Linked DNA regions of Mus musculus: region 2 is linked to region 1. The links are chromatin loops, found by intact Hi-C in ENCODE. Cell type or tissue: heart. All regions are shown on one strand.

What was found. Hi-C counts contacts between places; a loop is a spot of excess contacts. Peaks named below come from ENCODE experiments on the same cell type or tissue, not always from the same donor. Only the 100,000 strongest peaks of a DNase experiment are listed, where the experiment ranks them.
Region 2: a loop joins it to region 1, with 2.9 times the contacts of the local background. A loop is called at or near these places in 3 of 42 quality-filtered maps.

The regions. Positions count from the first base shown.
Region 1 is chr2:57,180,784-57,183,283 of GRCm38, forward strand. It overlaps BB557941 (expressed sequence BB557941), which reads right to left and starts at 971. Exons shown (of 3, transcript NR_040356.1): 1 at 872-971. 4930555B11Rik (RIKEN cDNA 4930555B11 gene) reads left to right here and starts at 1,048. Exons shown (of 4, transcript NR_040633.1): 1 at 1,048-1,142. It overlaps n-TAcgc8 (a tRNA gene), which reads left to right and starts at 1,295; the gene lies at 1,295-1,366. It overlaps n-TGgcc8 (a tRNA gene), which reads right to left and starts at 1,681; the gene lies at 1,611-1,681. In heart, a CTCF peak has its summit at 1,192; DNase peaks (open chromatin) are centred at 1,018 and 1,608; H3K4me3 peaks cover 1,741 bases; H3K27ac peaks cover 1,286 bases.
Region 2 is chr2:57,306,145-57,308,644 of GRCm38, forward strand. It overlaps Gpd2 (glycerol phosphate dehydrogenase 2, mitochondrial), which reads left to right. Exons shown (of 17, transcript NM_010274.3): 6 at 788-951. Among named protein-coding and RNA genes, the nearest start is that of Gpd2, 69 kb to the left of the region's middle. In heart, no CTCF peak of the experiment used is centred here; no DNase peak of the experiment used is centred here.

The DNA of each region.
Region 1 (2,500 bases):
TGAATTAGATCCACGTGTGGCTTTGTTCTAGTTAACAAAATCAGAGTTATCATTTGTTTAAATGGCTGTAAGCATATGTGGACATTTGCTTATTCTTAACACAGGATGTGATTATGAAGCTGGTGGTTTACCCAGTGACTTTTGACGTTTTTCTGCTTTCTGCTCTGCCTTTTGGAGAGCACAAGCGAAGGGTGAGGAAACTTCAGGCCTTCACGCTGCCGCAGCTTTATGGCCTCAGCCTAACAGGTTAAATGGAAACGACCTGATGCTGCTCTGCCTACACCATATACCTACCCTGCTACCACTGAGCCTCACCTGGAATGGAATCAGTTTTAAATACACCTGGAAGAGATACACTCGTCTTTTCATTCATAGCCCATCGAACCATCTAGCTTGCATCCAACCACCTGGAACTTTAGGGCTGAGGTGCGGTTAGGTCAGGGTAGATGGAGGACATTAAACGATATATATATATATCAGTCAGTCCGACTGACCCAAGGTGTAAATAGAAAAGGAATGAAAAGCCGTCTACAGCAGGTTCTCCACCCTATCTTAACATTTATACAAGTCTAAGCCACCAAGAAGGGGACAGCATCATTTTGTTTCAAGTTGAGAATCATGCAAAGGAGGAGCAAATAGCAAAATCATTTTCTGCTGCAAGAGTTGACTGTAACCTCCATCTAAAAGAATCTACGGGCATTTGGTCCTCCAAACAGCAGAGCATAAATGTTAACGTCACTAGGTAAACCATAGATTTTACGCAGCTTTCCTGAGACATAGGGGGTTTCCAAAAGTGCAGGGTACCCAGATAAATCCACAAAAGTTTTAAATGCAGAGACAGGCATATACAGCAACAAGTCTCTTGAGTCACCTGAATGGTGTCCGCAGTTCCTTTCTTCTGGCCCAGCGAACTAGCCGACTTGTAGAGGACCCAGTCTGTAACCTAGCTGAAAGAAAAGCTCAGAACCTATGCTACCCGCCAGGAATCGTTGGCGCCTGCGCAGTAGGATCAAAGAGCTGGGCTGCGCTCGGTCCCGCCCCTCTGGCAGTTCAAGGCTCCCGGCTCCAACTGGAACCTGGCGTTGACCGCCTGGTTGCGACTCTCCTGGCCGCTGAGTTTAGCTGCGGGCTCCCTGCACCGGGTCGGTTCAGATGTACCACGAGCAGAGCCTGAGAAAGGATTATAAAAAAGAAATGCACTGTGGAATCTGCTAAAGTCAGACTGACTCCTTGGTTTAGAGGAGCGTTGGGTTCTTTGTATAAGTAGGCATATGAAGAGAGCAGTTAGCGGCTGGGGGATGTAGCTCAGTGGTAGAGCGCGCGCTTCGCATGTGTGAGGTCCCGGGTTCAATCCCCGGCATCTCCAAGCAGCCGGAATTCTGTTTTTCATTCTTTCTCAAAGAAAAGATTTTCACTTGTACATTTTGCCCACCACTACAACATCGAAAACCGAAAACAAAAAGGCCGTGAAAAATCTGCAGTGTGGAAAACTCACTCTAGTGATTGCTGGGAAAACAAGTGAAACGAAATGCTAGGAAGAAAAATTCGTAGTTTCTTTCTTCATTAATGTTAATATTTTAGAAAAACAAGATTTGAAACAAAAAGGCAAGTGCATTGGCCGGGAATCGAACCCGGGCCTCCCGCGTGGCAGGCGAGAATTCTACCACTGAACCACCAATGCAAGCACATATTATGGTGTTCTGTTATACTATACTAGGATATATTTACACATGAGTAATTCTTGTGTCAATTCTGTTTTTATATATATATTTAAAAATTAGGAAAAGAAACAGAATTCTTTTGTTTTTCTCCTTAAGTTTTTAAATCTCACTTACATACATTGTATTTGAAGATAGTTCCACTGATCACAGAATCTTAGGGCAGAAAACGTTTCTACATGTATCATTGAGCATGTCACAGAGTTTTAAATTCAACGATCGTTAAATATTGGCAAAATATTAACATTTTAAAATTCTTACTATTCTAACTTTTGTTAAACTGTATGAGGGTTTTGGGGTGGGAGTTTGTGTTTACTTGGTTTTGTTCTTGGCAAAGAATGCAAGTGTATGAAGATTTACTCTATATACAACTTTATGATCTCCAGCCTATTTTCAAATACTTTGATCTCATTTATATGTGTGTATAATATATATATATATATTAATATATATGTATGTAATAATATATGTATATATATTATACTATATATATGTGGATATAATATATATTATATGTGGATATAATATATAATGGAGATATATATCCTATTTTGATTTTGTTTTGTTTTTCGAGACAGAGTTTCTCTGTGCAGTCCTGGAACACTGTAGACCAGGCTGGCCTGGAACTCGGAAATCTGCCTGCCTCTGCATGCACCAACACTGCCTTTTTTCCAGACAGGGTTTCTCTGTGTAGCCCTGGCTGTCCTGGAACTCACTCTGTAGTCCAGGCTGGTCTTGAACTCAGAAATCCACCTGCCTCTGCCTCCCAAGTGCTGGGATTA
Region 2 (2,500 bases), 130 kb after region 1:
TGTTTGCATTTAATGGAATCTCATTTCAGTTTCTTGGAGCGTGTAGGTGAACACCTGTGTTTACCTGTGTTTCTAAGGCATTCAGTGAGGTCCTGTGTGCAGTGTAGAATGCAGAACCCCCCCTCCCCAAAACTATCCTGATAACAAAATCTGAAACTACAGTGTAGCAACCCAAAACCCAGCTATCATTTTATTATCTAAGTTAATGTAGATGAAATTCATCCAAGAGGTGTGATTAATCATTTCCCTAATGTTAGAACTGAGATTGAGATTGCCCTAGGAAGATAGACCCAGTAACCTGGAAAGGTGGGTTATGGCATTCTTTTAACCACATGGCTGGTGTAGGGCTTGACACAGGTTTGACCACCTAGTGCCTGTTTAGTTACAGATTTCTGAGGGCCTCTTCAACCTAGTTGCAGTCCACATTTACCAAGGCCTCCAACCCACACTGTTTGAATCCATCTCTAGACTTGCGAGGCACAGGCATGGGTGTCTGTTTATTCTGGATGCTTCCTGAAGAATTCTAACATGGAGCAGGCAGGAACCATGGAGGTAGCCAGAAACTCTTGCAGATTCTCCTGTATGCCAGCTAGCGTGGCGCCAGAAGCAACTATGTGCCAACCCTTCCCACTCCCTCCTACAGCCCCACTCTCCCCCCTTTTGCAGCCTACTACTTGTGGGTATAAGTTTGCTTTTCCTAACTGGCCTTTCTTGTAATTTAAGGTGCCAATCTATAGTGCTATACCGTGTTTCTAAAAACACCCTTCTCTCTCTGCTTATGCTATAGGTGGTGGCAGTTACCTTATTACTGGGTGGGAATCAAGATGTATGACCTGGTTGCAGGGAGTCAATGCCTGAAGAGCAGTTACGTCCTCAGCAAATCCCGAGCCCTGGAGCATTTTCCCATGCTCCAGAAGGACAAGCTGGTAGGCGCCATTGTCTACTATGACGGTACGTGATATTTCTTATGTTCTTCTGTCCGGTGATGACCACCGAGAGTACACTGACCCTTATTTATCTCACGGCAGAGAAACAGGCTCGCATTCCACTTTCCATGTTAACCTTAAGGAACAAACAAATGCACTCACGTAGGTAGAGAGTCACCATATTTGGTAGTATTGGCTGAAAAACTACCCACAATGATTTGCTTCTAACCTTTTTTTTTTTTAATTAATTAAGATGCTATACATATATTCTAGACCAGACTGGCCTGGAACTCACTGTATACACTAGTCTGGGTACATATTTGTATTCATTTTCCTGCCTCAGCCTCCGGAGTGCTCGTATTGCAGGTGTCAGCCAGGACACCTGGCTCTCTGTGTAATTAATGTATTCTTTCTCCTCTTTTGCTTGTATCTCATGGTTGGCTTGGCCCATTTCTCATAGCTATGCATTTCACTCCACCCTCATACCACTCCATTTGTTATATGTTTGGCAGGGAATGCCTGCCTTATGTATATATTCTGATCTTGAAAGCAGTCAAGGAGCTGTAGGTTTTCTAGTGAAACCTCTGTTTTCAGGGCGTTATCAACCTAGAGAGGAAACATCCCCTGGGCTGAAAATGACACATTGTTTTGTACAGACATTAGTCTTGTCTAATATCTATTTGCAATGTGTTCACTACGAACTCTTTTCTGCATGTGCGTACACCACATCACTTGCTCGTTTTTGTTTGAGGAAACTGAGCAGTATATTTCCAGACAGACCACAGTCAACAGCAACAAGACAGAGCAATATAAGGAAAACCATTTGTGAATCTTCGTTGGTTATTTGAAAGCGTGTGCAGAACTAGAAAACAATGTAGTGATATTTCTCTATATGGAACTAAGAAGGCACAGGTGGTTGCACGTGTCCAAATGGTTTAGAAACTTTTTGGCACAAAGACGTCTTAGGCTCTGAATCTCCGTGATCCCATCCAGCTATGTGCTCTTTATACTTGGTGTTACATACATAAACTCTTAGCACAAAGGAATGTTTTGTTGTGCTGTTTTAGAAGATTTGATGAATATTTCCATGTTAGATTATGTGATACTGTATCTGCCTTTTAAGGCCTCTTTCTTTCTTCCTTCCTTTCTTTCTTTCTTTCTTTCTTTCTTTCTTTCTTTCTTTCTTTCTTTCTTTCTTTCTTTCTTTCTTTCTTCCTTCCTTCCTTCCTTCCTTCCTTCCTTCCTTCCTTCCTTCCTTCCTTCCTTTTCTTTGTTTCTTTTGCCTTTTATGTAGCTCCACTGTTACCCCACTGAATCAATTCAGCTGCTGTCTGACAGGCTTTTCTATATAAATGCAGAATGTACGTGTGCAGAGGTGGCAATGGGGACCAAACTTAAGAAAATGTCCTAGGAGCAACAATATTAGAAAAATGTTAAGGGTCTTAGACAGACATTAAAAGCTAGAAAATTAACAGTTTTCAGAGACTTTCAGCATCTGAGACACCACAGGGGGGGCCACTTAACTACTTTTTGGTGCCCTTGAAGGAGCCTACATGTTAAAGGACAGCCTTCAC